Linked DNA regions of Homo sapiens: regions 1, 2 and 3 are each linked to region 4. A link is a loop called in an ENCODE intact Hi-C map of the cell type or tissue named here. Cell type or tissue: PC-9. All regions are shown on one strand.

Region 1 (8,000 bases), 170 kb after region 4:
AGGTCAACCCAGTGAAAAAGGCCAACAACTACTTAGTACAATTATTGAAGTGGCTCTGACAATTCAGACCCACTGAAACTGCCCCGGGGTCCCTAGGGATCCAGGGGATGGCAAATTGAGAACTGCTGCCTTAGGGCATTCTCTTTGCCTACCTCATTGAATCAGTGCCACATCCATGATCCAGGTTTCAGGAAGAAATAAGACCAGAATTGGAGGGCAAGCAATTTCTTTTTCTTTTTTTAACATCTTTTTTTTTTTAATTGTACTTTAAGTTTTAGGGTACATGTGCACAACGTGCAGGTTAGTTACATAGGTATACATGTGCCATGTTGGTGTGCTGCACCCAGTAACTCATCATTTAACACTAGGTATATCTCCAAATGCTATCCCTGCCCCCTTCCCCCACCCCACAACAGGCCCCGGTGTGTGATGTTCCCCTTCTTGTGTCCATGTGTTCTCATTGTTCCATTCCCACCTATGAGTGAGAACACGCGGTGTTTGGTTTTTTGTCCTTGCGATAGTTTGCTGAGAATAATGGTTTCCAGCTTCATCCATGTCCCTACAAAGGACATGAACTCATCATTTTTTATGGCTGCATAGTATTCCATGGTGTATATGTGCCACATTTTCTTAATCCAGTCTATCATTGTTAGACATTTGGCTTGGTTCCAAGTCTTTGCTATTGTGAATAGTGCCACAATAAACATACATGTGTATGTGTCTTTATAGCTGCATGATTTATAATCTTTTGGGTATATACCCAGTAATGGGATGGCTGGGTCAAATGGTATTTCTAGTTCTAGATCCCTGAGGAATCGCCACACTGACTTCCACAATGGTTGAACTAGTTTACAGTCCCACCAACAGTGTAAAAGTGTTCCTATTTCTCCACATCCTCTCCAGCACCTGCTGTTTCCTGTTAGAATGGTGATTCTAACTGGTGTGAGATGGTATCTCACTGTGGTTTTGATTTGCATTTCTCTGATGGCCAGTGATGATGAGCATTTTTTCATGTGTCTTTTGGCTGCATAAATGTCTTCTTTTGAATAGTGTCTGTTCATATCCTTCACCCACTTTTTGATGGGGTTGTTTTTTTTTTTTTGTAAATTTGTTGGAGTTCATTGTAGATTCTGGATATTAGCCCTTTGTCAGATGAGTAGATTGCAAAAATTTTCTCCCATTCTGTAGGTTGCCTGTTCACTCTGATGGTAGTTTCTTTTGCTGTGCAGAAGCTCTTTAGTTTAATTAGATCCCATTTGTCAATTTTGGCTTTTGTTGCCATTGCTTTTGGTGTTTTAGACATGAAGTCCTTGTCCATGCCTATGTCCTGACTGATATTGCCTAGGTTTTCTTCTAGGGTTTTTATGGTTTTAGGTCTAACACGTAAGTCTTTAATCCATCTTGAATTAATTTTTGCATAAGGTGTAAGGAAGTGATCCAGTTTCAGCTTTCTACATATGGCTAGCCAGTTTTCCCAGCACCATTTATTAAATAGGGAATCATTTCCCCACTGCTTGTTTTTCTCAGGTTTCTCAAAGATCAGATAGTTGTAGATATGTGGCGTTATTTCTGAGGGCTCTGTTCTGTTCCATTGGTCTATATCTCTGTTTTGGTACCAGTATCATGCTGTTTTGGTTACTGTAGCTTTGTAGTATAGTTTGAAGTCAGGTAGCGTGATGCCTCCAGGTTTGTTCTTTTGGCTTAGGATTGACTTGGCGATGTGGGCTCTTTTTTGGTTCCATATGAACTTTAAAGTAGTTTTTTCCAATTCTGTGAAGAAAGTCATTGGTAGCTTGATGGGGATGGCATTGAATCTATAAATTACCTTGGGCAGTATGGCCATTTTCACGATATTGATTCTTCCTACCCATGAGCACGGAATGTTCTTCCATTTGTTTGTATCCTCTTTTATTTCATTGAGCAGTGGTTTGTAGTTCTCCTTGAAGAGGTCCTTCACGTCCCTTGTAAACTGGATTCCTAGGTATTTTATTCTCTTTGAAGCGATTGTGAATGGGAGTTCACTCATTATTTGGCTCTCTGTTTGTCTGTTATTGGTGTATAAGAATGCTTGTGATTTTTGCACATTGATTTTGTATCCTGAGACTTTGCTGAAGTTGCTTATCAGCTTAAGGAGATTTTGGGCTGAGACGATGGGGTTTTCTAGATATACAATCATGTCATCTGCAAACAGGGACAATTTGACTTCCTCTTTTCCTAATTGAATACCCTTTATTTCCTTCTCCTGCCTGAGAGGGCAAGCAATTTCTTTCCGGACAAGGGATAGAGCAGTTTCGCCCATTACTTCCACTCACATCCCAAGAGTAAGAACACAGTCACGTGATCAAACCTGGCTGGCAGCTGATGGGAAATGTGGCCCCAGTGAGGCCAGGCTGCCCTTTGGCTAAGCTGGATTACTGTAAACAAAGGGGAGAACAAATTTTGAGGGAACAAGAAACATTCTGCAATATTAATCCCATCCAATAGCATCAGCTAAGTTTCTATATAATCACCTTCTTACATATTAATTTTAGCACATGTATAGCTTTCGAAGGACCGTAAGCTGGCTATGTAATTCATTTTAGGAGTCGAGTTCTGCTGAGAAACAGCCATGAAAATGCTGCAAATACGAGATTGCGAGGAGTAACATTCCTGAAGTGGAGGCCCCCTAACGCGGGGACTAGCTCTGCGCAGTGGATCTATGGGGAGTGGGGAGGAGAAAATGAGGGCAGCAGATCATATTTTTCTGTAGACGGAACCAGATTAAAATAAAAATCTGGATAATTTTAAAGAAAAAACAGGCTGGGTGCAGTGGCTCACACCTGTAATCCCAGCACTTTGGGAGGCCAAGGTGGGAGGATCACTTGAGCTCAGGAATTCGAGACCAGCCTGGGCAACATAATGAGACTGCATCTCTGCAAAAATATATGTATACATATATTTTAATTAGCCAGGCATAGTAGCACATGCCTGCTGTCCCAGCTACTGGGAAGGCTGAGGTGGGAGGATCCCTTGAGCCTGGGAGGTTGAGGCTGCAGTGAGCTGTGATTGCACCACTTGCCCTCCAGCATGGGCGACAGAGCGAGACCCTGTATCAAAAGGGAAAAGAAAATCTCAATATATTTCTATCTTATCGTCTCCCTCATTCAAGACAAGAGCCTTCACAGTAGTGGAAGGAGCATGGGCCTTTACACAAGAGAAAGTCAAAGTTTTTTCTCGGGTGCCACATTTGTAAATGGGAATAAATAAGATCCTTTATTTATTCCTGATGAATAAGATCTATCGGATTAAGTGAGATGACCTGCGTGGTGCTGTCACCACAGGCTTCTTAGCAAAAACAACAGCAAAACTCATGCGGATTGCCAGGCCAAGTGATTTTTCTGGTCAGGAACTAAAGCTAAAGTGATTGAATTGTCTCTGGTTTTCTAGTTCTAACACTACCATTTAATGATTCAAGTCTATGTACAATAAAAGTTGGCCTCTCAAATATCCCTAAACCATTAGGTGAACAATAGGAGGCTTCTCAAGGTCACAATTTTCTATACCACAGGGTTGACTACATCCCTGACCTGTGGAATCTTAGGCATTATAGATATGTTTTGTTTTGTTTTGTTTTGAGACAGAGTTTTGCTCTGTTGCCCAGGCTGGAGTGCAAGGGCACAATCTTGGCTCACTGCAACCTCCACCTCCCGGGTTCAAGCAATTCTCCTGCCTCAGCATCCTGAGTAGCTGGGATTACAGGCATGAGCCACCACGATGGCTAATTTTTGTATTTTTAGTCGAGACAGGGTTTCACCATGTTGGTCAGGCTGGTCTCGAACTCCTAACCTTAGGTGATCTGTCCGCCTCGGCCTCCCAAAGTGCTGGGATTACAGACGTGAGCCACCGCACTCCGCCGCATTGTAGATATGTTTTAAGAGCCTCTCCCCATCTAGGTAAATAACTCTAAGATCACATCAGCCAACCCACCCCGCCACCCCTCCCCACAGGGTAGCGGGTAAGAATCAAGGCAGTAGCCGGGTGAGAAAGGACCAGATAAGCTGGAATCCTGCTAGCTGCTCCCTAACAGGATCTGATCTCTGGGATGGTAAATGCGAGTGTTCCCAGTCACTGATTTAGCAAGGGTCTTCCTGCTCTTTCACTGCTGCTGCTAGAGAGTTGTCCTGGGGCAGCATTCCTTAATAGCTCCTCAACCTCCTAGGCAGGCCCTTTGCCTTTTGTTCCTGTCAACAGAGGAAGTATCTACCACCTGTTCAATAATTGCCAAATGCTGGGAGCCTTGGGGACAAAGATGAATTTCTTCTAGATTACGTGGTTAGTCTCTGGATTCATCAGCGAGAGCCTGAGCACTTTGATTATGTAAGAGCAATGGCTTTTCATGAACGTAGGTGCAGAGGTTGAAGGCCATTTCCCATTAGGCTCCTGGCCAATCAGGTTACAGTGCAGGGCATACAGAGAGCGCTGGTGAAGGCCTGTCATTCAGCTGTCTGCAGGGAGGACGGGACACAGGCCGCAAGCAAACCCTAGCACATTACAAGGAAGACAAAAGGCTAACCACACCACGGGGCTGCAAAAAGCAAACATGATTAGCCCAGTTCAGCCCTGACAGTCTCCAAGATGAATAAACAGGCTATGGTGTTCCCTCAATCATGTAGTGATTCATACTAATCATTAATACCAGGAAAAATACTGCTTCTGGTATATTACATTTTTTAAAATATCTGCACCAGCTACATAAAAGGTAGCTCAAAATATGTTCTTTTTCTAAAAGGAAAAGAACTTAAATTTACGAGAGTAGGAAACGGCCCTCTCTCCTGGCTTACATGGGGTGAGATGGAATGGAACATAAACTACATAAAAACACCAACATTTGCAGCTCCTTTTTGCAGCCCCCTCCTCGATCGATGCCTCAGGCACATCTGTCTGCATGATTGGAGATCTGAGGCAGAGCCATGGCCAGATCAGCCACACCCACATTCACTGGCCGCACCCACATTCACCGGCCACATCCGCTTTCAGAAAGTTGGCAGATGCAATGACTACCACTAGCCACTGCTAAGAACCCCTCAGGAATCCAAATGTGCTGGCAACTGGGCACACTCAGGGTTGCTAAAGCCCTAGGCAACAACAGGACATCAAACACGTACAACTTTATCCACTGAGACTTTTCCCCCTTTCTTAAAAACGTCGTAGCATGCCAACAATAACCAAAGGATAGCTTATGATAGTCCACGCCACTTGCACAATAATATCTATTCATTATTCTGTAACTCAGTCACAAACACAAACGGATTGTAAAAGCAAAGTTTATAAGCACAGAAATGGAAAGTTAGAGCACATTAGAAAACATAAATAATTTACAAGTGATTACTGCTTGTAATTTTTTTTCTGCTAAGTTTTGAGGGAGAGCCATTTCATAATAATTACGGACCTCTGCGTTGATGCCTCTTTTTCTAATGGCACCCTTTCTTCCTCTACTTGATTAAGAGAATACATCTAGGCTGTTTTAAAATGCTGCAACCAGGCATGGTGGCTCAAACCCATAATCCCGGCACTTTGGGAAACCGAGACAAGAGGATTGCTTGAACTTAGTTCTAGACCAGGCTGGGCAACATAGTGAGACCCTGTATCTACCAAAAAAAAAAAAAAGTAGCCAGACATGATGGTAGGAGGCTGAGACAGGAGGATCGTTTGAGCCCAGGAGGTCAAGGCTACAATGAGCTATGATCACACCAGTGCTCTCTAGCCTGGGCGACAGAGCAAGACCCTGTCCCAAAACAAAAAACAAAAAAATACTGTGACAAAATGAAAGCCCCTCCCTCTCTGCCTGGGCTGAAAGTTTTTCAGTATTTTTATTTTTACCATTACTTGTTTTAAAAAGAACACTCATTCAGATAATACCCTAAAGATAAGATTCAAAAACAATTCAGAACCTACCAAACATTGATTCGTAACCATTACCTTTGGATATTTTTCTCCCCTAAACAATTATATTCTCTGGAAATGAGAATCTAACAATTCATTTCCATTCTCCTTCTTGCAGGTGTTCATTTTTCTAATTAGGGACCAAAATGCTAATTTTGTTCAGCCCATCAACATCAAATTATCAGTACTCAGAAGCTTATTGTTTACAAATCACACAGAGAGAGTGGGACCATACCTGAAATGGAAATCACATAGTTTGTTTGTTCATTTATTTATTTATAAATTTATAAATTTATATATTTTATTTATTTATTTATTTGAGACACAGTCTCGCTCTGTCGCCCAGGCTGGAGTGCAATGGTGCAATCTCAGCTCACTACAAACTCCAGCTCCCGGGTTCAAGCCATTCTCCTGCCTCAGCCTCCCAAGTAGCTGGGATTACAGGTGCCCGACACCACACCCAGCTAATTTTTGTAATTTTAGTAGAGACAGGGTTTCACCATGTTGGCCAGGCTGGTCTCAAACTCCTGACCCCAAGTGATCCGCCGAACTCGGTCTCCCAAAGTGCTAGGATTACAGGCGTAAGCCATCGCGCCTGGCTGAAATAGCACAGTTTAAATGAAATTTTAATCAAGATTAGTGATTAAGTCAATATGCAATTATTTTGGATTTCAAAACTTTCTTTTCTTTTGAAACACATTATAATCTGTAACTACCCTATGAAAATTTGTGACATAGTTGAAATAGTTAGACCTCTTGCTTCCTATAAGCAGGCTGGGAGTCAAGTTGCTCCATGCTATTATTTTTTATACTTTATTTTCTGGTCTCCCAGACTCTTTATAGGAGGTTCCACAATGTCCAGGTCCATAGACCCTTCTACTGCTACACTCCTACTTGAAACATAGTGAGCACCCAATTAGTGCAGGTCATCACTATTATTAAAATAGTTATTAAGATTAGAACACTAACCCTATTTCATTTCTCCACGACCCAATGCTAGCAAGTTTGCTAAAGTCAAAATGTAGGCTAGCCTCTCAGTGGGTGCTACCAAGATTAGCTCCTTGTACCATATCTTATTCTTGTTAAAGTAGACCTTGTAATATTTATAATGCCCTAAACTTAAACAGTGGGAGTTTCATGTTCACCTGCAAGTAGAAGTTTTGCCTTTGCAAACATTGCGGATGTCAGGGAACAATCCAAAAGGGCAGATGCTAATAATCCACTGTGATCTTCGGGTTCTATGTGACATTTGCTAGCCCTCTGTTTGATGGCATGTCTCCAAGTGTCGCTCAGTCCATAAGAGACAAAATTTACCTCCCTTTCCTTTCCGTGCTCCACAATATATGACTCCTGCTGTTTTATATTCTCTATCTGATGACAAATATTCCCCCAGGATAATACTTGTCTCTCAGGCAGAATACAGCAAACATTTTTAATCTCTTTCTTTGACATACTCTATATACCTCATGAATAATTAAATAATGATTCACAATTGGCCAGTTTTTCTTCATTTTTTTTTTTACTTTGCAGACTTCAAAGGACTTTTGGACAGGTAGAAGGTGAGGCGAGGCTGGTGATAGATATCAACCAAAATTATCACTCAATATGTTTTTGCTAAGGAGAAATTTGTTATTTAGCAATGATGAGTGAAAGCCAAATCTTCACCTTCGAAGTTTGAAAGTTTTTAACAAATCCTTGCTCACTTCAATCCATAATTCTGAATTGCACCTGTATCTGCTCAATCATCTGAGTCAAAGTCTGTGAGCCATCACCTAAATCCATACGCCTCACTAACCAAGGCTGAATTCTCCTACTGAGCAAAGTTGTGCAAGTAGAGACCAGATTAGCCAAGGTCAAAACACATAGCTTTTACAGCAGCAGTACAGTTTTCAAATGCATAAGGAAATTCAGGCAGTTCAGTTTATGATAAAATCTGTAGTTCATGCTCTTCACTAAATACTTTGTTTAATGGGTTAGCTTTTAATAGCAAAAAGCTAAGTGAAAACAATCATTAGAACAAGTCCTCAGCACATCAATTCACTTCTTATTTTAGAAATTAAGGCTGGGCATTATAGCTT
Region 2 (8,000 bases), 110 kb after region 4:
GTAGAGCAATAAGCTGACAAGAATAAGAAGTACTAATTCTGCAAATGAGTCACTGGGAGTGATGGAGCCAATCTTATTTCTATTCCTTGTTTCCTGAACCTGTGTATTCTGTTAGACAAAGTACCATATATTGATTGTTGCTTCAATAAATACAACTTCACCCTGAAGACAGCAACCCAATCCTGTAGAGTGTGTTCTCAAACTGGTACCTTACATAAGTCTTTAATAAGTCATTTTCTTCTCCTTCTATGAGGCCAGGTGCTCCTGGGTTGTGTTTGTACATGATCCAGGGGACCTCAAGGTTACATACCCACTGTTGCGTTTCTTTGCAAAAAAACAAAAGCAGATGGGGGTCCTTAGATCTGAAGCACTGTTGCAAAAACCAATACTGGTAAACCAGGCATTCTGAAATGCCACCCTAAGATGGTGGCTCTGGGAGAGACACTGCAGGCAAACAAGGAAAACCCAAACCCAGAGTTTCCATCATTTCTGGTAAAGAAGAATGTTTATCCCTGCCAGAGTAGAGGGTTCGATGATCACACTTCAACCAAGTGGCTGGCCTCTCCTCACAGGGTTCGCAGCATTAGCGTCTGTTGCTGGCAGGTTGGGCACTGAGTACTGGCAGCAGCTAGGTCAGCCTGGGGCCATGCATAGTCCCCCTTCCCACCACAATGGCCACACTACTCATAGTCCCATTGCACAAGAATGGGGTAGTCAAGGCCTGTGGCTGTCTTGCCTGCATGATCAGTCATGATGCCCAACAGGCTATTCAAGGCTCTTCTGTGTTGATGTTCTGTGATGGGAATTATCTTAGGACACAAAGACGGACACATTTTGTGCCCACTCCCATTTATGGATCGATATCCCTCTTCCTTGGATTTCCTTATTTCCAGTTTTCTAATTTTGCTCCTTCTAAGCCCTTGACCAACTGGCCAAGCTATTTAACACTGCCCTGAAGCCCATATTTACCCTAAAGCTCCGTATAATACTAGCATTCCGGTATGCTGCTTGCAGTTTTGTCCACTGGGAGGATCTTCCTTCATCGTGGTTCTGTAAGGCCATCCCTAAGTGAGCGGCAGTACGGCTGCAGTCTACTTATGGCTAGCACCAAGATACTGAGCTGATCCACCTGGGACCCAGGCCTAATTTTGTTCTTCCTCTGCCGATTGGTCATAGGGAGCCCCCATGAGACCATAGCTATAACAAAGGAGTTATAACATAGAGAACAAAGGATTCTGAGTCACATACTAAATGTGTCTCACCTGTGGCTCCTGAGCCTACTTGAGGCTCATCAGAAATGTACCATTTCCATCACAAGAGACATTGCTGCTGCATCCACCTGGACTGATAATATCCAGCTCACCATGGACATCACCCCAGTCATGATGTCCCATGATCAGGTGCTCAGTCTCTAGTAGGGCCCAGCAACACTGCAATAGCTACCCTCCCAACAGTTACCTTTTCTTTGCTGCAGAATACATGGTCTTGTTCCAGACCTCTAGTAGGCTATGCTGTAACCCTCCCTTGAGGGGTTCATCATGGATTTTTCTAGCACCACTGGATATAAAAGTCTCTATAAACACTGCCCTGGGGACTTTTGCTTTCCCAGCATTCCTTGATGTGACAGTTGGCCAGCCTGAGCCTGTGGCTTTCACTGAGAGTAACTGTGCTGCTCCGGCATGGAAGGGCTTCCCTGACTTGCCGACAGCAGTGGTGCTCTTATCACTCTCTGGCCTGTGAATGATCCAGCTCCTGATCCTCATCCTGAAGATCTGAATTCTAAGTCAATTCTGGTACCAAACAGAAAGCTGTATGCATGTGCTTTATTTGTGGAATCGATCCTAGGAAACAGGTAAGGAAGAGCACAGAAAGGAAAATAGGAACAAGGAAAGAGCTAACACAGGGATGCAGGTTTCAGCTGGTTACAGCTGATGCCAGTTGGGCCTTGACAGCTGACATCTTAGAGGAGCTGTGTGTCCTGCACTTGAGGCACAGAAAGCAGACCTTTTTAGCCACTGACTCCATCTCCCCAGTTAGACATACTTGAATGCAAATACCCCAGGCTCTGGTGACAGAAAGGCTCCAAGGAAGAAAGTGAGATATACGCAGTGCAGTGAGGCCAAATTGCTGCAGAGAACCTGTGTAAAGCTCATTGCAGCAACAGTGGTTAGAGCAAATGATGGGCTAAAAGGATAGGAAGTCAAATGCAAGAGATGTCCTATGCAGATGGCTCCAATGTCATTTTGTCCTGCATACAGATTGAATTATAATTCACTGAGGTAGAAAAAGACTGTGTGAGAAGCAGGTTTTGGGGAGAAAAATAAGAGTTGGATTTTGGACTTGTTACACTTGAGATGAATGTTAGGCAACCAAACGTAAAGGTAAGTGGGCATCGAGACAGACAAGTTCAGAGTAGAGGTCCAGGCTGGAGAAACAAATTTTGGAGTTGACTATATGGATGGTATTTAAAGACTAGCTGTGGACATCAAAGAAATGAGTGGTCTCAGGACCAAATGTTGTGACAATATAAAGAATCCAGGAAAATGAGGAAAAACCAAACAAAATAAATTGAGAAAGAGAGGTGGTGAATGAGGAAGAAAGTTGAATTGTGGAGCTCCGGAAGCTGAATGAAAAAGCGTTACAAGGAAAAGAGAAGAATCAGTTATGTCAAATGATGGATATAGGTCAAGTAAGATGAGGACTTAGAGTTGAACATTTGGATTTAGCAACATAGAGGTCACTGATGGCTCTTTCAAGAAGATTGTAAGGGTGCTGTGTGAGGTGCTAAATGCCCGATTGGAGTGGGAAGAGAAAACTGGAAAGGGAAGGGGAGATATTACTGGCAACTCCTTGAAGGAGTTTTAACTGTTCAAGGATGGTAGGGAAATAAAGCAGTAGCTGGAGGGGAACACAGTCTAGAGAGATTTGCTTGTACATTTTAAGATGCAAGAAATAATATTTCATGAGCTGATAAGGAATGAGTCAACAGAGAAGAAAAGCTGATGACGCATGAGAGAGGAGAGAATTACGGGGGTTCAATGTCCTTGAGTAAACAAACAGAAGCGAGATCTATTTTCGCTCTGTACAGCTACCATAACAAATGACCACAAGCTTGACAGCTTGAAACACAAATTGATGATCTCGAGGTTTCTGAAGCTCTGTAGGGATTGAGAGGACTTGGCTGATCCCTCTGCTCAGGATGCCACAAGGCCAAAATCGAGGTGTTGAGCAGTCTGAGCTCTTATGTGAAGCTCCAGGGAAGAATCCACTTGCAAACTCTCTCAGGTTGTTGGAAGATCAGTTCCTTGTGTTTGTAGGACTGAGGTCCCTGCTTCCTTGCTGGATGACAGCAAAGAGACTCCCTCAGCCTTTAAGATCTCCCACATTCCTTATCACATTGCTCCCTCTGTGATAACCAACAACAGCACATCAAGTCCTGCACGGGTATTGAATCTTGCTGACTTCTGCTGCATCTCTCTGTTTTCAGGCATAGAAAGTTTCTGCTCTAGAGGCTCATGTGATTAAATGGAGCCCACATGGATGGTCCAGGATAATCTCCCTATTTTCATGTGTAACCTTAATTACATCTGTAAGATCATTTTTTGCTATGTAACAATGTAGCCACGGGTGCCATGGATTAGGGCATGGGGGTTTTAAGGGAGACCTCTCTGCCTACCACAGGAACCACCGTATTGGTTTCAGACAGGAAGCAGAATAGAATAGGCAGTCGCCATACACGCTACAGATGATAATGGAGCAACACAGGTGGCAGCTGATGAAGTTGTCTTACGACTGCTCCTATTTTCGCAGTGATGTCATGTCTTAGTCCATTTGGGCTACTATAACAAAATATCATAGACTGGCTTATAAACAGTAGAAACTTACTTCTCACAGTTCTAAGGACTGGGAAATCCAAGATCAAGGCATCAAAAGAGCTCATTCTCTAATTCATAGATGGCATCTCCTCACTGCATCCTCACATGGTGGAAAGAGAAAGCAGCTCCCTTCGGCCTCTTTTATAAGGGCACTAATCCTAATTATCTCCTAATGGCCCCACCTCTTAACACTATGGCAGTGAAGATTAAGTTTGAACACGTGAATTTTCTGGGGGCACAAGTACTCAGACCATAGCATGTGGGTGGTAAGGACAGCAGATAAGTGGGGTTTGAGAAGAGAGATGGTGTGAAATGGGAGGAGGGAGAGGTGAATGGACTAAATGTAGCATTATATCCAGGCAGGATGAAGGGTTTCACTGATTTTCATGGCCAAGAATCTAAAGAGGGACCAGTTATGGCAGTGTTATTAAGCATCCTAGCTGCAGGAATAGAAAAGAGAGGATCAAGATAAGAAATACTGCAAACTTAGTGACTAAATGAATATGTAGGGGGAGGGAAAGGAAGAAATCCTATCTAGGGGATGGGTAACATTTTACACAAATAAGGCACACTTCATAGAAGTAAGAATGTCTGAGGCATAGGAAAACTAGTTTGGGGGGCATTGGGGTGGTGGTAATTCAATATCGGACATATTGTGTTTGACGGAATGGTGGAGCATTGTCAGCGAAGCCAAGATGTAGGCTTGGAGCTTGGGAAAGGGACAGGACCCAGAGATGCAAACAGGGAATTCTTCAAGGAGATGGGAGCTGGAGCTATGGGAACAGATGCATTTTCTAATCACCTACATCTTAGGGTTACAATAAGATTATAGATTATATAATAATACAATAAGATTATAGATAATATAGGTAATAGAATATAGATAATACAGATAATGACGGTAGATAATGCCCTATACATACTGCCTTGCATACAGTAAGCATTCAATAAATATTAACTCAATGTTATTTTCATTATCATTATAAAATGGTAGCACTGAAATTCAAACTTGGCTCTTTCTGACTCCAAATGCTATGTTTCTACCTATGCGACACTTAGGTTAAGGGTAAACAAGACATAAAACCCATTTCACATTTATATTATTCCTTCTCTGCTTATCTTTTTTAAAAGACAATCTTTGTTTGAAGGGCAATAGAAGTTCAAGATATTACTGATAAATATGAAAGGTGCTAACCAAAATTCTGTATATTCAATCAGTACTCCATATAATGACATACGAACAAGTTGAAATAAGCAACTATCATTTCCAGCCCAATGTGTTTTGTGCTTTGTTATATTAATATATAGTCTTTGACATGAAACTATTAGGAATGTCGATACGACATATTCAAGACTCCTAGATGTCCATTCTACAAGCCATTTGAGTTTTTTCTCAGTGACTAATACGAGGCATATTAGTAGGCAATGCACGGGCTGAATGAGACATAAAAGTGTGCTTTCGGTGGTCATCTTAAGAAGTGTCACAGGCAGCAAAACGTTGTTTATTTTGAATTTCTCTGGCTGGGTACTAACCACTGAGCCATTATTTATCAAAGACATGAAACTGGGAATCTGTGATGCCCACACCAGCTGTGACATCACAAGCTAAAACTCCCTGAGCCTGAGCAGCATTCTCTTGTCCTCACCCTGCGTGCAGCTGGCCTCCATCCCAACAGCAGCCCTTCTCCACGGCACCCGCTTCACAGGCCCTGCTCTCCTTCTGCAGAGACGCCCACCAGCCCCCGATTCCGTAAACACTCCCAACAGCTTCTGTACTCATGTGTCTTTTCCCCCAGCTCCATTAGGGGCAGGTGCAGCCTGCTTGCCTGATGTCCATCTTTTAGTTTAACACAGAGGTATTGTTTCAGACTTGCTAATGTATGGGGAACACATGCAGTTCAATACATTTGCCAAACAGATTACAGCTTGCTTCAGTTTGGTGTGTGTGTGTATATAATTTTTTTTTCAAATACTGACCCACTTGCACTCTCGAATTTCTATTTTTGGCTTCAGTTTTTTTATAATGGTATGAGAAAATCTTACTACTCATCCGTAAGCATTTCAGAGCCCATGTGTAAGCAGTGTTACCATAGACCATTGCCAGATGACAGGCAGAGGCTTCCTCGGGCACCAGGAGGACAGTGCGGCCTCTAGCAACTCCCTGCATAGGCGAGTTTTAGAAAACATTTTTATTCCATTGTGCGCATTTTAGAAACTTCCTTTATCCAGGAGTGGATTTATCTTTTTATCTGTGAATGAGAAGGCAGAGGAGGTGGTGACAATGAAGAGAGCAAATGTCTAAATGACCAGCCCAGTCATTTCTAAAATTGGGTGTAAAATCTCCCAGATTCTATTAATTTTTTTTCTAAGAGGTGACTTCTTCAATGTCCTAGATTGTGTGTATGTGTGTGTCATCCTAGCCCCTGCTTTGCCAATATTCTCACATGTCTTTATCTCCTGATCCAAACCTCATTTCCAGATGAAACTAATACCATAGGGATTAAAGTGAAAATGCAAGTGAGAATCCACAATACTTTACCAAATGCATAATGATTTTCAGGCAATATATATTTATAATGCCTTATGGTTTGAAGGCAATAAAATAGATGACCATGTTTATGCCTCAGACTCGTCCTCTGAGCAGTATCCTCACTTAGAGCAGACAAGACTGAAGCTCATGAAGAAACTTGCCCAGAGTTATGTAGACAGCATCAGGTAGAATTATATATCACTGACAATATTCAACCATTCTGAGCTGCAATTTCATATAGTTCCACCTGGTAAGGATCCAGAGCTCTCATATTTCCATGCTTGGATTCTTACTATATGTTATCTTTTAAATGCCATAATAAAGGTAATGATTAGATCATTGCTATAAAGCACTTAAAAATAATATTTCTGGCAACTTGTTACCTGCCTCAGCCTTAAAATGAACTTGATTACATGGCCATAAGTTAAAAAGCTTTACACACTAGCCAAGGTAAACAGTGAGGGACAAGAAGGTAAAACAAAACGTTATAGAAGTATGTAGGCTTCATTAAACAGCACAAAACTCTGAGTTTCAGTACGATGGAAGCAGAAATTTCATGAGTCACTCTCTCAAAGAAATAACAGCAAAATAATGGAACTGAAGCCCCCAGATCTGTGAGTGGAATGTTTGTTTTGTGCAGGAAAAAAAGGTAGTTACCGAGTTTCTAAAAATTGGGTTTATTAATTCTTTTTATATGAGTCTTTCACTATATGCCCTTTACAACTTTAGTAGTTTAAAAAAATTATTTTTACTTAAATTCCTGAGATATTTCATTGTTCTATGACTGTATTACTATAATCATTTGTTTATCATTCATGTATCAACTTGATAAATAGGAACACACACATACACACACTGGAAAAAGTGCTTACAATTTGTAAATGAGAAACATAAATCTGGTAATACAGCCTAGGCTACTGTGATGATGGTTACATTTCAACTCAAATTGTATCACCACCATTTCCCAAAGTAAAAAACAGTATCTTTTTATAGACACTGCAAAATAATGGTTTTAAGTACTATAAAATGCTAAATTATAATAATAGAAGATATTACTTCACATGAACAAATAAGAGAACATTTATGACTCAATTTATTAGTTTATAACTCTTAAACAATTTAATTATTAATTTATTAATTAATTATTAGATAAAGGAGATAAAATTCAATGGGATCCTAAGGCTATTGTTAAAATCACTTTGCTAATTTCGAACATGAAAGACAAAGTTAGGAAATAGCTAGTCTAGCCCCACTCCCATTTTGCAGATGAGATAACTGACCATTAGAACACAGATCAAAAGGATTTTACCAGTTCAAAAGTTTACCACATTCTTTGAACTCAATTCTTATCTTCCAGCTTCCTGTATTATCAGCCTCTACCATAATCGGAATTTGTACCAACTGAATCGATAGTAATGAGCAAAACTGAATGATTGTGACTCACTTTCTCACTTTTTCTTCCTTCTTCCCCTAAAAATATAGGGAGAAAGAACCTTGGGGGAAGACTTCTGTATCTCACAGTATTGCAGCAAGAGGTCTAAAACTTCCTGTCATAAAACACGTAAGAGCGGTAGATGAAATATTAGCACCACTCT
Region 3 (8,000 bases), 92 kb after region 4:
AATTAACCCTGCACCAGATTCCTCATTAATTATAGCAGGACGTTTTGGAAAAGCTGATGCTGTTCTGGTATGAGATTTGGACTCCAAGAATAGAATTAGAAAAAAAATATATATAAAGATTATTATTCCCTACAACATTAAGCCATAAATCATTCCCCAAGAAAGTTAAAGAATATAATTAAGTAAAGTACATATTTATTATTTATTTTAGTAAGTTTTCATTTTGATATAATTTCAAACTTACCAAAAGGTGCAAAACTATTATGAAGTCTACTGTACACTTTACACAGGCTTACTATTGCTACCATTTGCTCCATCTTCATGAATCAATATCTCTCTCCCACTCCCCTCTGTCTCTCTCTCTCTCTCTCATTTGATAGATAGATGATAGATAGGTAGATAGATAGATGATATAGATAGATAGATAGATAGATAGATAGATAGATAGATAGATAGATAGATGATAGATGTTCTGAATCATATGAGATGAAGTTACAAGCATCATGCCCCTTTCCCCTTAAATTACTTCAGGACATATTTTCTAAGAACAAGGACATTCTCTTCTGTAACCACAGTACAATTATTAATATCAGAAAATTTAACATGGACACTATCTTATTAATATTGACATTGATCTTATCTATGATACATATTTGAATTTTTCCAATTGTCCCAATAATATCCTTTAATAGCTTTTTCCTCCAAGTCCAGGATCCGAGCCAGGTTCACACATTGCATGCGAGTCAGGTCATGCCTCTTCAGTCTTCTTTCATCCGGAATGGTTAGGTGGCCTTTCTTGGTGCTTCACGCTGTTATTTTATTTTTTTTATTATACTTTAAGTTTTAGGGTACATGTGCACATTGTGCAGGTTAGTTACATATGTATACATGTGCCATGCTGGTGCGCTGCACCCACTAACTCATCATCTAGCATTAGGTATATCTCCCAATGCTATCCCTCCCCCCTCCCCCCACCCCACAACAGTCCCCAGAGTGTGATATTCCCCTTCCTGTGTCCATGTGATCTCATTGTTCAATTCCCACCTATGAGTGAGAATATGCAGTGTTTGGTTTTTTATTCTTACTGAGAATGATGATTTCCAATTTCATCCATGTCCCAAAAAGGACATGAACTCATCATTTTTTATGGCTGCATAGTATTCCATGGTGTATATGTGCCACATTTTCTTAATCCAGTCTATCATTGTTGGACATTTGGGTTGGTTCCAAGTCTTTGCTATTGTGAATAATGCCGCTGTTATTTTTTAAGAGTAAAGGCCAGGTATTTTGTAGAATGTCCCTCAGATTGGGTCTGTCTGAAGTTCCTTCCTAATTATATTCAGAATATGCGCTCTTCTGGCAGAAATGCCACTGAAGGATGGGCATCTGACCAGGAAGCCCCTGAGGGCAGGCTGGCCCATTAACAATTGGCGATGTTAACTTTGAAAAGTGTGTATATAACCATATCAGTACATCTAGAGGTGAGGAATACCAACAGGTAGATTGTTATGAAAGCACACAAAATGTGAGCCAAGTATGAGAGATCTGTGGCATTCAGAGAGACAGCATATACTCACACCAGCTCCTTTCAGCAAATAGGCAAGAAGATATGTGAAATCTTAGAATTAGCATCAGGGAGAAATTGTTATGGAGAAATTTGGGGCATGGGGACATTTGCACATTAAGGAAAAACAAGTTGCTAATAGTTTCAGGGAGTGGATAATAAATTGCGGGCCATTTAAAAAAATAAGACAAATTTCATTTCCCCTAGGTTCTCTTCCCAGGACATCACTGGTAATTATGTTTATAAATCATAACTGGTTCCTGACAATGGAAATTTTGATCTGCTTCTGGCAAAAAAAAAAAGTAATTTCTTTTTAAGTTCCCTTTGGCTGAATAGCTTTTAATTTTAAAAGGGTTGTAGGAATATATCCTTATGACACAGCTTTTAGCAGCAAAATTAAAACATATGCAGGTCAACTTAAACAATAAGTAGATTTATATACATGCATGTAATAGCATATGTATACGTATTTCCAATGTATACACATATACAAAATGGAAAATTTGTTCCTTTCCATTAGTAAAAGTCACAACCCACAGAGCATTCACTCATCTAATGTCACCTTTGTTTCTGACCCTTCCCCATTCAGAGTTTCCACGTGTAATGGGCAACATTTTGGTTTAAGAATGAGACTCTGAAATCTTCCGTGGTAATTTTATCCCATCCCTGCAATTGGATACAGTACAATGCTATTTAGAGGAAAGTAGAAGGGAAGTTCAGTGCATTACAATGTGCAAACTATAATTTCAGTCCCAATTTTCAGAAATTGTTCCGTTAGAAAAAATAACTTCACTGGAAGATTCAGCCCTGCACTATTTTTACACAACTCTCTAGGCATGTAAACTTAAAAGGCCTGAATTGCACAAAGAAATGATTTTCTGTTTGTTTTGTTAAGAACTCAGTTCCCTTAGCACTCAAGTGGAGAATGAAGAGATTGTCCTTTTTTTTTTTTTTTTTTTAAGATGACACTGTGATATCCAGAAGTGAGACAGGAAATTATAGCATTTGCCATTCGTCCAGGACTTAATGAGGCTAACTCATGTGCAAGTCACCATTTTAGACTATGAGATCGAATTTTAAGAAGAACATCCCATCACTTGAGCTATTTAATATGTCCTAGGGATTGCAAAATACAATAAAAACAAATACTTTTTGGATAATATTGCCACACAATATTACAATTCACAAATAACTATGTGGAGGAAGTCACCTAAGAAAGACGATGTTCAGGCTGGGCGTGGTGGGCCACATCTGCAATCCCAGCACTTTGGGACCCAAAAGCAGGAGGATCATCTGAGGCCAGGAGTTTGAGACAAGCCTGAGCAACAGAGCAAGACCCCATCTCCATAAACATTTTAAAAATTAGCCGAGCATGGTGGTGCACGCCTGTAGTCCCAGCTACTTGGGAGGTCAAGGCAGTAAGTTCACTTGAATCCAGGAGGTCGAGCTTGCAGTGAGCTATGATCCCACCACTATACTCCAGCCTAGGCAGCAGAGTGACATCCTGTCTCTAAAAGGAAAAAAAAAATGTACAAAAGACATGGTGGGGAGGTAGGGGGGTGGGGATGTGGTCGAATGAGCTTTTGGTGTGTCTTGAGTTGAGAATCTTCCTAAACTTTTAATCCCCAGGGAAAGGAATTTTAAAAACATAGTTCTTTCTTAGACATCACTGAACAACCTGCCTTTTAAGGTCTGCCATGAGGTATAACACATGAAATTGTTCAAAGGTAAGGAAATAGAGCGTGACAGGTGAGAAAAACATCTAACACATTCCTTCTCTTCTCTAACAGGTTTTCCTTGTGTTAACTCCCTTCTTCCCCCTTTGCTGTGGTGTCTACACAATCGGGCACTTTCTCTTCCAAACGCTGAGCCCTCATAAGTGCTCCCTGACGGAGGACTTAACAGAGAAGCAGTTGAAAGTAGACTTGGCTTCTGGCTCCTAAGATGATAAGAAAACTTTGCCATTTCCCCTTCATGTCCACTAGCTTTATCAGATGGAAGAAATGAGTGAATGACTCACAGTCACTAGCAAATCACAGGCGGAGGAGGCAGGGGCTGCCTTAGAGCCCTGTGGACTTCAGCGTGGCCTTTTGTCTCCCATGCCACAGCCTGTGTGGGACACATGGCAGGGACATCAGGGAGGCAGCCACTCTTGGCCCGCTCATCACCACCATCCACGAGACTCCACAGGTTCCACGAGGGGCATTAAAAATAACCCTGTCTACATGGGAGGCCTTACAAGAGTGGTGACCAGCATGACTCATTTTTATCTCTGTGGAAAAAGGAGGAAGTTGTTTATGTGGAGGGTGCTGCCTGCTGTAACAGGTCAAGGCATAATGAGAGAGCTCCAAATATTTAAAAGAATGAGCAATAGAAAGCAGTTTCCCCATTGCATTTTTACATTTTAACAAAGGAATGTTGAGACTTAAAGCATTCATTTTTACTTTAAAGCAGTTTCCCAGGCTATAAACTTTGACAGGTTTTCACACAAGTAGCAGACACTAATTTGAAATAAAACTAAATTCCATGCTGCTTGAAGTGAGCTGAAATAGATAATTCCACATAGTTTAAGAATTAAAATGTGTTATTCTTGGGGTCATTGCATTCTTGCAAGGTGGAAATTATTACATAATATTTCTCTGTGACAGCCTCCTCTTTGGGGTCATGAAAATAACATTTACCTTAAATGATCCATGCCAACATCGCTATACAATCAATAGCAACACTGTGTGGTTTTGAATCAGATGTACTTCTGATAACTGCCGTATAAAATGCATGAGCCTCACTTTTCCAACCCAAAATGAAAGTCGACATAGAAAAACAGCAAAAGATGTCAACAGACTGAACTCACACAGAGGGGAAAAAAGGAAAAAAACTTAGACAATGAAGGGTTGGCTTTGAAGTGGTCCATTCTTTATTAAGCTAAGGGACAGCCTGAATCCCTAGCATAGTTTACTTAATCCAGGTCCTTAAAAAGTTTTGGATTCGATTCAGATATGGTGAGCTCCTAAGCTGAACATTTCCACAGCTGACATGACTTCCTGGCTAGTGAGCTCGGCATTAGAAATGTCTGCAGGATACAGTCCACAGTGGCACAGCACAGAAAACCGGCGCTCCTCCCTCCTATTCCCAGGCTCCTGAGTGATACAATCAAGAGGGAACTGGGATTTGTAAGAAAGAAACAGAATCGACCTCCCATTGTGAATTTAGCCTCTCAGTCAGATTTTGAGCAAAAGTAAAGCAACAAAAACAAAAGTGCCAAGGAAGAATCCAGCCCTTTGTGCAGTTTCTCTTTCAGTAACCCCTTCCCAGCAGGCTTGGTTATCACAATGAGAAGTTAGAGACAACAAAATTAGCTATCTTTGAAGGCTACGTATGTTATGATATATGAGCCAACTGAAAACTAATTAACAGTTAAAAACGATTAGGCTGTGGCCAGGCACAGTGGCTCACGCCTGTAATCTCAACACTTTGGGAAGCTGAGACGAGGGGAAGGACTACTTGAGGCCAGGAGTTTGAGGCCGCAGTGAGCTAGGAGCACTCCATCCTGGGTCACAAAGCAAGACCCTGTCTCTAAAATAATAATAATAATTAAGTAAATTGTATGCATCAATATGTAAAAAATAACCAAAAAATAACCAAGACATTGAAACATTAAGTGAAAAAAAAAAGCCCATTTCCAATTACAGAGGATAAAAAGTCCATTTGTGTGCAAAAAAAAAAAAAAGTGGAAAAACTACACATACATATTTTAAAGTTTCTGGTCTTCCAGAAACCATCGTAGTCACTTTGGGCCAGGGGTCTGCAGTAGAGGCACTATGATCACTCTGGTCCGGATAATGCTTTGCTGTGGGAGATTGTCCTGTGCGTGGTGGGCTATTCTGCAGCAACCCTGGGCCATTCACTAGATGCAGTAGCGGCGGTTCCCCACAGATGACCAGATATCTCCAGACATTGCCAAACATCCCCTAGGAGGCAAAATCCTCCCCAGTTGAGAACTGCTGCTCTGGGGAATGAGGCTGGAAGAGGAATTTTACTTTTCATCTCTCTTCCTCTGTCTCATTCGATTTATTCTCGTTTCTTTGTTTGATTTTACCATGAACATGTACTACTTCTATAAGGAAAAAAATTCTTTTTCTGAAAAAAGTTGGAGGGGGGAGTTTACAGATCCACCTCCAAACTCATATATAACTTGGACAAAATGAACTGATCACCATAAAAATACTCCATAAAGCTGTGTTACCATTTTGATTTATTTAGTAGTTTCATGTGGTACATTTACTCCACAGACCCTAAGGCTCTGTAAAAAACACACATTTCATGCAAAAATCACAAGCATTCTTATACACCAATAACAGACAAACAGACAGCCAAATCATGAGTGAACTCCCATTCACAATTGCTTCAAAGAGAATAAAATACCTAGGAATCCAACTTACAAGGGACGTGAAGGACCTCTTCAAGTAGAACTACAAACCACTGCTCGATAAAATAAAAGAGGATACAAACAGATGGAAGAACATTCCATGCTCATGGGTAAGAAGAATCAATATCATGAAAATGGCCATACTGCCCAAGGTAATTTATAGATTCAATGCCATCCCCATCAAGCTACCAATGACTTTCTTCACAGAATTGGAAAATACTACTTTAAAGTTCATATGGAACCAAAAAAGAGCCCGCATTGCCAAGTCAATCCTAAGCCAAAAGAACAAAGCTGGAGGCATCATGCTACCTGACTTCAAACTATACTACAAGGCTACAGTAACCAAAACAGCATGGTACTGGTACCAAAACAGAGATATAGACCAATGGAACAGAACAGAGCCCTCAGAAATAATGCCACATATCTACAACCATCTGATCTTTGACAAACCTGACAAAAACAAGCAATGGGGAAAGAATTCCCTATTTAATAAATGGTGCTGGGAAAACTGGCTAGCCATATGTAGAAAGCTGAAACTGGATCCCTTCCTTAAACCTTATACAAAAATTAATTCAAGTTGGATTAAAGACTTACATGTTAGACTTAAAACCATAAAAACCCTAGAAAAAAACCTAGGCAATACCATTCAGGACATAGGCATGGGCAAGGACTTCATGTCTAAAACACCAAAAGCAATGGCAACAAAAGCCAAAATTGACAAATCGGATCTAATTAAACCAAAGAGCTTCTGCACAGCAAAAGAAACTACCATCAGAGTGAACAAGCAACCTACAGAATGGGAGAAAATTTTTGCAATCTACTCAGACAAAGGGCTAATATCCAGAATCTACAATGAACTCAAACAAATTTACAAGAAAAAAACAAACAACCCCATCAACAAGTAGGTGAAGGATATGAACAGACACTTCTCAAAAGAAGACATTTATGCAGCCAAAAAACACATGAAAAAATGCTCATCATCACTGGCCATCAGAGAAATGCAAATCAAAACCACAATGAGATACCATCTCACACCAGTTAGAATGGCGATCATTAAAAAGTCAGGAAACAACAGGTGCTGGAGAGGATGTGGAGAAATAGGAACACTTTTACACTGTTGGTGGGACTGTAAACTAGTTCAACCATTGTGGAAGTCAGTGTGGCGATTCCTCAGGGATCTAGAACTAGAAATACCATTTGACCCAGCCATCCCATTACTGGGTATATACCCAAAGGATTATAAATCATGCTGCTATAAAGACACATGCACACGTATTTTTATTGTGGCACTATTCACAATAGCAAAGACTTGGAACCAACCCAAATGTCCAACAATGATAGACTGGATTAAGAAAATTTGGCACATATACACCATGGAATACTATGCAGCTATAAAAAATGATGAGTTTATGTCCTTTGTAGGGACATGGATGAAGCTGGAAACCATCATCCTCAGCAAACTATCACAAGAACAAGGAACCAAACACTGCATGTTCTCACTCATAGGTGGGAATTGAACAATGAGAACACATGGACACAGGAAGGGGAACATCACACACCGGGGCCTGTTGTGGGGTGGGGGGAGGGGGGAGGGATAGCATTAGGAGATATACCTAATGTAAATGGCGAGTTAATGGGTGCAGCACACAACATGGCACATGTATACATATGTAACAAACCTGCACGTTGTGCACATGTACCCTAGAACTTAAAGTATATAAAAAAAAGAAAAATTTCAGAAAACACATTTCTAAAATTTTTATCGCCAAAGAATGACTGCAGCAAAACCGGTGGGGAAAGGGACAGCCAAATCAGGCTATTTAATGCATGCGACAAGCATTCACTTCCGGGGTGAAGAATTCCTTTCCGGCCTACAGACCCCGCCCTCACAAAACTGCGGGCAAGTGAAGCGTGCTTCAGCCTCTTCCTCCCCGCGCCTGTCAGTTCACTCTCACTCGCTCATTCACTGCAGCATGAGCATGCCGAGGACCGTGCCAGATCCTGGGTTCC
Region 4 (8,000 bases):
TTGTGATGGTATTAAGAGGTGGGACCTTTAAGAGGTGATTACGTCATGAGGCTCCTGTCCCCCTGAGTGGATTAATGCTGTTACCATAGAAGTGAGCTCCTGATAAAAGGATGAGTTTGAATGATTTCCTATCTCTGTCTTGCACCCTCGCTTGCCATGTGATGCTTTCCACCATGTTATGATGCAGCAAGAAGGCCCTCACCAGATGCAGCCTCTTGACCATGGACTTCCCAGCCTCCAGAACCATACAGCAAATCAATCTTTTTTCTTTATAAATTATCCATTCTGTGGTACTCTGTCGCAGCAGCATAAATGGTCTAACACACCACTCTGTGGTAAATCTGAAACATAAATCCACATCATGATCCTACCTATGTGTCCACAGCTTATCCTGGGATGGAGCAAATTTTCTGGAACATTTGTAAAACTAGATAAACTCCAAAGCCTAACAGGCTCCTGTTGTTTCATAAGAGGTACAGGGAAGCCGCTGGGATGGGCAATAGTCCAGATAGCAAAGCCAAGGACACATCTACAGGCCATCCTAGGGAAGGCCATTTGTCACTGCTGCCCAACAGGCGCACCCACACCCTGGTGGTTGTGATTTCACCAAATACTTGATCAAGGAGCTGAACACTGAAATCAGTGTTCCAAACTGCTTACTACTCCTATTTGTTTGTACTTTCACTGCCTACATGAAAAATTTGTTGATCTTACATTGAATATATAAGTAAACATACAATACTTTTAAAATAAAGAATATTTTTAAGTACTTACGTACTGAAGATTACATATGAAATTACATATGAGATTACCTCTTACATATGAAATATTTGTTTTTTTGAAATATTTCTTTATGGTAGAAATTTATTTAGATTTTTATTTTGACCATTTCTTGCACACTGAAGTCATATTTTAAAATTAGTTTTGGGGAGACAATTCGTGGGTCTCTCACATTTCTGCATGTCTTACAAACAGAAGCACTAGCTATCTTTGCTCTCAGCTGTCTTTTCAAGGAGGCCTTGTATAGCATGGGAAGACAGTGATAGGATCTCCTTCTGGACCAATGGATAAAATTGCTTACAGCCTTGAAAGACAAAGATAGTATCTCCCTCCACAACAAGAGACATATACATGCATGCTGTACAGTATAATAAAAATGACATTTCCTTCCTAGCAAATAGCAAGCATGCCAAGTGCCAATTACAAAAGATTCAGGTTTCCCAAGGTCAACTTCCTCTTTTCTAACACAACCCACTGTATGTTCAGATGTCACTTGGTCACCTTCTCATTGCCTTGGTGGATTAGGGCTGGGGAACTGGCCCAAGAGTGCTTATATTCTGAATACTACTATTGCTATGAATAATAAAATCCTTTGTCTTTGATACAGAAGTCTCATGTCTTCTTCCAGCAATCATAGCAAACTAATTTGTTAGCTTGCAATTTGAGTAAAACATCAGACCCTTCTCAGTTCATAACATGAGTTTTGCTAAAAGTGCATTAAATATGAAGAGGCAAGTGACATATGCATTTTTAAAATATTTTATTCAAAAAAATTAAAATTTCTTTTAAAATCAGGCTCATAGCATGCTGCATTCCCTAACAGCAGATTTATTCAAGAGTTACAGAGTGGTTTTATTTCATATTGTATAAGAAAAAAAGGAATCACACTCTGATTCATATAAACTCTTTTATGACTTCTCCTTTAAGAGATGAGCTTTTTTCAGTCTATGCTAATTGAAGGTTTTCAGCCTGAACTTTCTCCAATTGCTTCCTCTTAATTCAGAAGTGTTCTAAATCTACACTAATCCTTTCTCCTTCTCTTTTGTTCTAGAAGCATTGTGGCAAATCCTTGCAAACTGGCCCCAATGTGTTATGCGGCCACATCTTTGTGCTTTTCCTAGTTCTCTTTCTTATTGAATCTGCCCTGCCCTGTGACCTGCAGAGTACCTTCACTTGATCTTGGAATATGGCAGAAATGATGCGTGAGTCTCAGTGCCTAGGCCTTAAGAGACTCTGCAGCCTTCTCTCACTTGAACCACCATGTGAGAGGTCTGGGCCATGCTGCTGGAAAGGCCACACGGGAAGAGACACACTACGGGATGAAAGAGCATCCACGGCGTTTCAGCCACCCAAGCTAACACAGTCAAGGAGTCAGACCAACCACCTTAGATCCTCTGCTCCAAACTGTGCCACTCGAGATGTGCTCAGCTGAGACGAGTAGAGCAGAGAGAAGACATCTCAGGGGAGCGCAGCCAACACACAGAACTGTGAAAAATAATAAAATGGTGTTGTTTAAGCCTCTAAGTTTTGTGGGGCTTCTGTTTTGTTTTGAGACAGGTCTCACTTTGTCACCCAGGCTAGAGTGCACTGGCGTGAACACAGCTCACTGCAGCCTAGAGCTCCCAGGCTCAAACAATCCTCCTGCCTCAGCCCCTCAAGCAGCTGGGACTACAGGCATGTGCTCCCATATCCAACTAATTTTTTTTTTTTTGTAGAGACAGTGTTTCGCCATGTTACCCACACTGGTCTCAAACTCGTGGGCTCAAGCAATCCCCCTGCCTTGGCCTCCCAAAGTGCTGGGATTATAGTCACTGTGCACCTATAAACTATGAACCACAGCGTCCGGCCATGCCTCCAAGTTTCTGAGGATATTTGTCATATGACAATGCATAAGTGAAACAGACACAACTGTCCCTCTTCTTTTCCGAGACTTGCTCCTTCTGAACTGTTGAGACCCCTCTTTATCTTTCCCTAAAGTCATCATTACCCTGTTTCTCTACTTGCTCCTTTCACTTGTCCTATAATGTACTGTAGTTTCCTCATCCAAAGAAATAAAAGCACCCCTGTAAACGATATTTTCAGGGAACTATTTATCTACATGCTTCCATACACCAATAATTGTCGAGAAAAAATACACTCTACGCTCATTTTACTTCATCTTTACTTCCCATTCAATTCTATCCTCTGGCTGTGCTCTTCTCTTTCTACAGAAAGTAATGGCTTAAAAGCCACATAAAACTTGCTAATCGCCAGTCCTGATCCCAACCCTCACGCATTCGGAACCGTTTAGCATTTGACTCTTGTAACCGCTATATTTTTCAAATTATCTTATTGGCTTCTATGATGATAAGCACCCCTTATTTTCTTGTAACATCTCCAGCTACTCCTTCTTAACATTTTTTTCCAGCTCTTCTTTCTCATCCGACACTCCCCCGAACCCTCTGCTTGAGGCACATCTGCTGACTCTGTCCCCTCCCACTTCTCTGTTTCTTCTAAACTCTGTGATGTCCCTGTCTATGAGTGGCTCAATTCTGTAACGTCAATGACTAAAGTCTGTAATGTTGGGTCCCATGACTGTATTTATTTATTCATTTATTTATTTATTTTTTATTATTATTCTGAGATGGAGTTTCACTCTTGTTGCCCAGGCTGGAGTGCAATGGCATGATCTCGGCTCACCCCAACCTCCACCTCCTGAGTTCAAGTGATTTTCCTGCCTCAGCCTCCTGAGTAGCTTGGACTACAGGTGTGCACCACCATGCCCGGATAATTTTATATTTTTAGTAGAGACAGGGTTTCTCCATGTTGGTCAGGCTGGTCTCGAGCTCCTGACCTCAGGTGATCCACCCTCCTCGGCCTCCCAAAGTGCTGGGACTACAGGCGTGAGCCACTGTGCCTAGCCTAAGTTTGTTGAACTAATTATTGAGTGGATTTAGATCGTCCCCTGAGTTCAGCACTCTTGCTAACTTATACCTATTTGTAAACACTAAATTTAAAATAGGTTTTAAAGAATAGAAATTTCCACATCAGTTTGTTTCATTATGGCTGTGATCACTGGTAGATTTCCTCCCACAGATTCCTTTGGAAATCCTGATAAACCTTGGACCATATCACCACAAGTGGACATAATTACAATTACATTCTGGGTGTTCTTTGTACACCCAGGTTAGCCAAAGTCCATGTTTCTTCTTCCCTTTGCTTATAAATAAAACTACTGTTGCTACGGATGTGTCATCAGAAATATGCTACCAGGAAGTAAAGGAACAACCATAAAAAATGCAACCCAGTGAAAATTGAGCAGCTCCATTCCTGCAGTATATAATTCTGTTTAAAAGAAGATTTCCTGCAGGAATGTGGGATGGAGCCTAAAGTTAAATGACAATGATAGTTGAGTTTGTTGAGAGAAAAGAAAGAAAGAAAATATGAGCTTAGAAGCCACCAAGCCCTTACACGGTGGAATTCTATCGTGATGAGTACTTGAGTACACGAGATAGTCTAAACACTTTCAACTAAAATGATCAGACTTACAGGGAAGACCTTTCACTACATCAAGGAGCAGGAAGGAAGGAAAGATATTGTCAGCTTTTGAAATTCCAATGTAAACAAAACATGGGAAAGTCTTTTACAGGCCGTGGCATACGTTCTTTCTTTTTCCTCTTTAAAAAGTAAAGACGCTGCTTTCCTTAATAGTTAACTAAACCTGGAATGTTTATGACTGATTATTCTGAAGCGATTGTACTCCCCAATCCCTGAATGTTACAATCTAGCATAGAGCGACTGGAAATGGAAAAATAAATAGCCAGGGAAAAAATAACTTGCTGCATTAGCTTTTCTCCCAGAGAAGAATTTGAAACCTGCAACAAAACTAAATGGGGGCCTTCTTCTTCCTTTCTAGGAAGAAAATTCAGGATACCCAAAGACAACAGCCACTCCGACAATACTCTGGACATGCTGGGCTCATAGATAGAACTGAGGGTTTTTTGTTTTTTCCTTTATTTTTTTTAGCCAACTTTAGAAGTTAATCATGTATATGACATTATTATTTCCCCTATTGCCTCAAATATCAAGGGGCTAATTATGTGTTATTCAGACTCGATTTTTTTTCCTGTTCTTTTCCTCTGGTTGCTATTTAACTGGTTTCTGTTTATTAGCCTTTTTATCAGAAAAGACTGACAGGCTGGGGAAAAGGAGGCAATAAAATAAACCAGTTAACTTAGTTACTCAGAATTGTAAGACTTTTTGTAGGAAGCATCTTCTGTTCCATGAGGGAGGGCAAGGATTGACTTTCACACTATCTTCCCAGCATCTAGAACTGCCCGGCGCATGCTAGATATGCAACAGATGTTTCTCAAAGTAAGGGAGAAAGGTGAGTTAAATCAGACCTGGGGATTTGTAGATTACCTAAGATATTCTTGTCTTCCATTTGTATGAATCCTGAGAGTTGGCATCGGTAACAGCCACGAGACATACCTCAGTCTGTGCCCAGCAGTGTCACAGGTTAGCTGTTTGGCTTTACAGCATGGTTGTGACTCCCTGATCCACATCCAAACCCCAGGCTGCTTCAGAGTTTCCAAGGTAGGAGCTTTCAAACTGCTTTTACTGCAACCCAGAGTAAGAAATAAATTTTCTATCAGTACCCAGTACACACACCACACCACAGAGAGAGAGGTGTGTTTTGAAAACCAAAAAAAAACTTTCATGAAATAACACTTAGCCTTACTATGTAAAATATACTGGTCTGTTCTAGTCTATCTCCTTTTTGAGTGCTGTTTGCAACCTACTAGATTAATTTCAGACCAATGAAGAGGTTGTGACCAACAGTTTGAAAATGACCCCTGAGGACCACCTTAGCCAGGCATGAGGAAGGAGGAATGATTGCAGAGTGTGGCAGAGAGGTCTTAAGTCGTATTTCTGGTGCAGAAGATCCATGGAGGAACAGCATCTCAACATCTCTCAGCAAGTGACTGACTTCTAGACCTTCCAGGGCTAGGTAAAAGAATAAAGATTACAATGGTTTCACCAGTTCTGGGTAAAAGAATAAAGGTTGTGATGGCTTCAGATGGGTTTGAAGTTCACACGGCAGCTCTGTAACCAGCCAGAGCCCACGGTTCTTCACAGCAGGGCATCGCTCGGCTTTCGGCACCCCTTGTCACGCACATCAGTCACTCATAGCTAGTGACATGCAGTCTTCGCAGGGCACACATACTTGGGTTTTGAAGGTTATATACAAGTTTCTCAGCAAGTTTCACAATGGTGAAGACAATGTAGCAATATCATTAGCAATGAGAAGAAAAAAATAGTCTTGATGTTGGTATTCGATAGGACTGATGTTAAACACAATTGAGTCACTCTAAGGACTGAAAAATCCCTCTAGGGAACTAAAGCAAATACCTCAAGATGTGGGTGGAGCAGTGGTGCTTTCATTTTCATTATCCAGGTACTGTTTATTCTTGGCTTTCATGCAACCATTCATCAAATACTGTGTGTCTCCTCCATGGCAGGCACTGATCTAACAAGAAGAGGCTCTGTCCTGATGGGGCTGCTTGGAATCTGGGTGATGACACTCTATAGATCATATCAGAAACTCAATGTGCGCCTTTCCTTCATAGAGCATTGTTGCACATCTTTCATAGAGAAAGATAAAACTCACCCTGAAAACTATTTCCAGGACACTCAAATTTGCTAGATGTGAGCACAAGAAGAAATGAGACACGGCGTCGAGTCTACTATAGTAAAAGTGGTGCTGATAAAACCAAAATCATTTTCAGCCCACCTAACCTTCCTGCTGTTTCTCTAGACACACTTTATTCCTTCACCAAAATTGCATTGAGTGTCCTCCCTATGCAAAATGCTGTGTTAGGACTGGCACCCAAAGATGCAAGACACAGCCCCTGCCCTGACAGTGCTCACAGGGGAGTGTGGAGACAGGCACACACACGATTTCCAGTGTCACTTCATGAGAGCTATAAGGAAATGCGAGAGAGTGCCATAAACGCGTAAAGAGAGGAACGCTTAAATCAGCAAAAGGAAGTCAGAGGCTTTTGCAGAGGACATGGTGCTTGAGCACGGAAGGATGAGCAGCAATGTGCCAGATGGACAAGAAGTAGGGGTACTAATGACGGCGGGAACAGCACATGCAAAGTTACGGAGCATGAAACGAACATTCCAGCTGCAGAAAGGGCCAGTAGTTCAGTGAGAAGAGCTGAAGGTTAGGCTGGTAGTGGCCTTGTAGGCCTTGCTCAGAGAGAGATCTAGAGGAAGGACATTGATTTGAGAGTCATCAAGAAACAACTGTCACTTAAAGCCTTGGACATAGCTGCGGATTTCTAGGAAGATGAAAGAACATGAGATGCTCATAATTCCCAGTGTTTAACTTACACCGGAGCGATTGCGCCCTTGTTATACTATTCCCTAGTCCTAGCCAACCACATCCTCATCACGCTAATATTTATCAAGACTCTACCAGGACTTTCACATGTAGCATCCTCTTTAATCCTCACAACAGCCCAATTAAACAGGTCCTATAATTTGTCTCGTTTATCCAAGAGCACAGATCCAGTGATACAGTCTGGCTCTAAACCACCAGGCAGTCTGACTCCAGAGCCCCTGGGCATGCAGCCACTATGCAATCCTGATATATCTGTAGAGGGGTGGCCTGTACCACGTCCCCAGGCTTTTTCACCTAGATAATAAATGCTGTCTACAGAGCGCTGACTTGCAGTGCCCTAAAGGAGAGGAGTAGCATTCTGCCTGCCTGAGCTCTCTTCACTTGAGTGTTTATTATCGGAACTCTCTTGTTTCTAGAATTATTTCTCACTGTTTCTCCTAGGCTACCTTTGAAACTTCTTTAAATCTTTTAACCTAGATCAGCTGTTGCTATTTGGCATTTATTGTTGCATAATTTGCAAGGTGCAGAATTAGGACTTAGTAGGATCCTCTGAAAACCTACAGGAAGAAATCACTTCCAGTGCATTCTGCAGTGGGAACCACCGTGACAACGCTGGTGCTTGTCTAAGCTATAAATTTCCTGGGAAATGGAGCTTAGTTTTTACTTACAACAACTGTTGAGTATAAATCAAACGAAAACTTCTGAAGCCAGATGCCTCATTTGTTATTTTAACATGCATTTTATTTTCTAAAACGTCCATGTTATCTTCTCCACTAGGAAACTGAGTCGCTGAAATAATTTCTGTGTATTTGTGGGTAGAAGCCTTCATGGT

Evidence for each region. A loop is a pair of places that touch in the nucleus more often than their neighbours do. Peaks named below come from ENCODE experiments on the same cell type or tissue, not always from the same donor. Only the 100,000 strongest peaks of a DNase experiment are listed, where the experiment ranks them.
Region 1: a loop joins it to region 4, with 8 times the contacts of the local background. A loop is called at or near these places in 3 of 110 quality-filtered maps.
Region 2: it touches region 4 in a loop (3-fold over the local background); 3 of 110 quality-filtered maps call a loop at or near these places.
Region 3: it touches region 4 in a loop (4-fold over the local background); 10 of 110 quality-filtered maps call a loop at or near these places.

What each region holds. Positions count from the first base shown.
Region 1 is chr4:186,762,333-186,770,332 of GRCh38, reverse strand. No RefSeq gene overlaps it. Among named protein-coding and RNA genes, the nearest start is that of FAT1, 42 kb to the right of the region's middle. RefSeq lists a silencer at 2,857-3,024. In PC-9, no CTCF peak of the experiment used is centred here; DNase peaks (open chromatin) are centred at 4,302, 5,062 and 7,762; H3K4me3 peaks cover 1,892 bases; H3K27ac peaks cover 2,931 bases.
Region 2 is chr4:186,825,014-186,833,013 of GRCh38, reverse strand. No RefSeq gene overlaps it. Among named protein-coding and RNA genes, the nearest start is that of FAT1, 110 kb to the right of the region's middle. In PC-9, no CTCF peak of the experiment used is centred here; a DNase peak (open chromatin) is centred at 3,023.
Region 3 is chr4:186,841,084-186,849,083 of GRCh38, reverse strand. All of the region lies in intron 1 of LOC102723906 (a long non-coding RNA gene), which reads right to left. Among named protein-coding and RNA genes, the nearest start is that of FAT1, 120 kb to the right of the region's middle. In PC-9, no CTCF peak of the experiment used is centred here; DNase peaks (open chromatin) are centred at 3,563 and 3,853; H3K27ac peaks cover 1,278 bases.
Region 4 is chr4:186,933,191-186,941,190 of GRCh38, reverse strand. The region is part of intron 1 of LOC102723906 (a long non-coding RNA gene); the gene reads right to left. Among named protein-coding and RNA genes, the nearest start is that of FAT1, 210 kb to the right of the region's middle. RefSeq lists an enhancer at 5,221-6,420. In PC-9, a CTCF peak has its summit at 3,880; DNase peaks (open chromatin) are centred at 4,000 and 6,120; H3K4me3 peaks cover 737 bases; H3K27ac peaks cover 1,446 bases.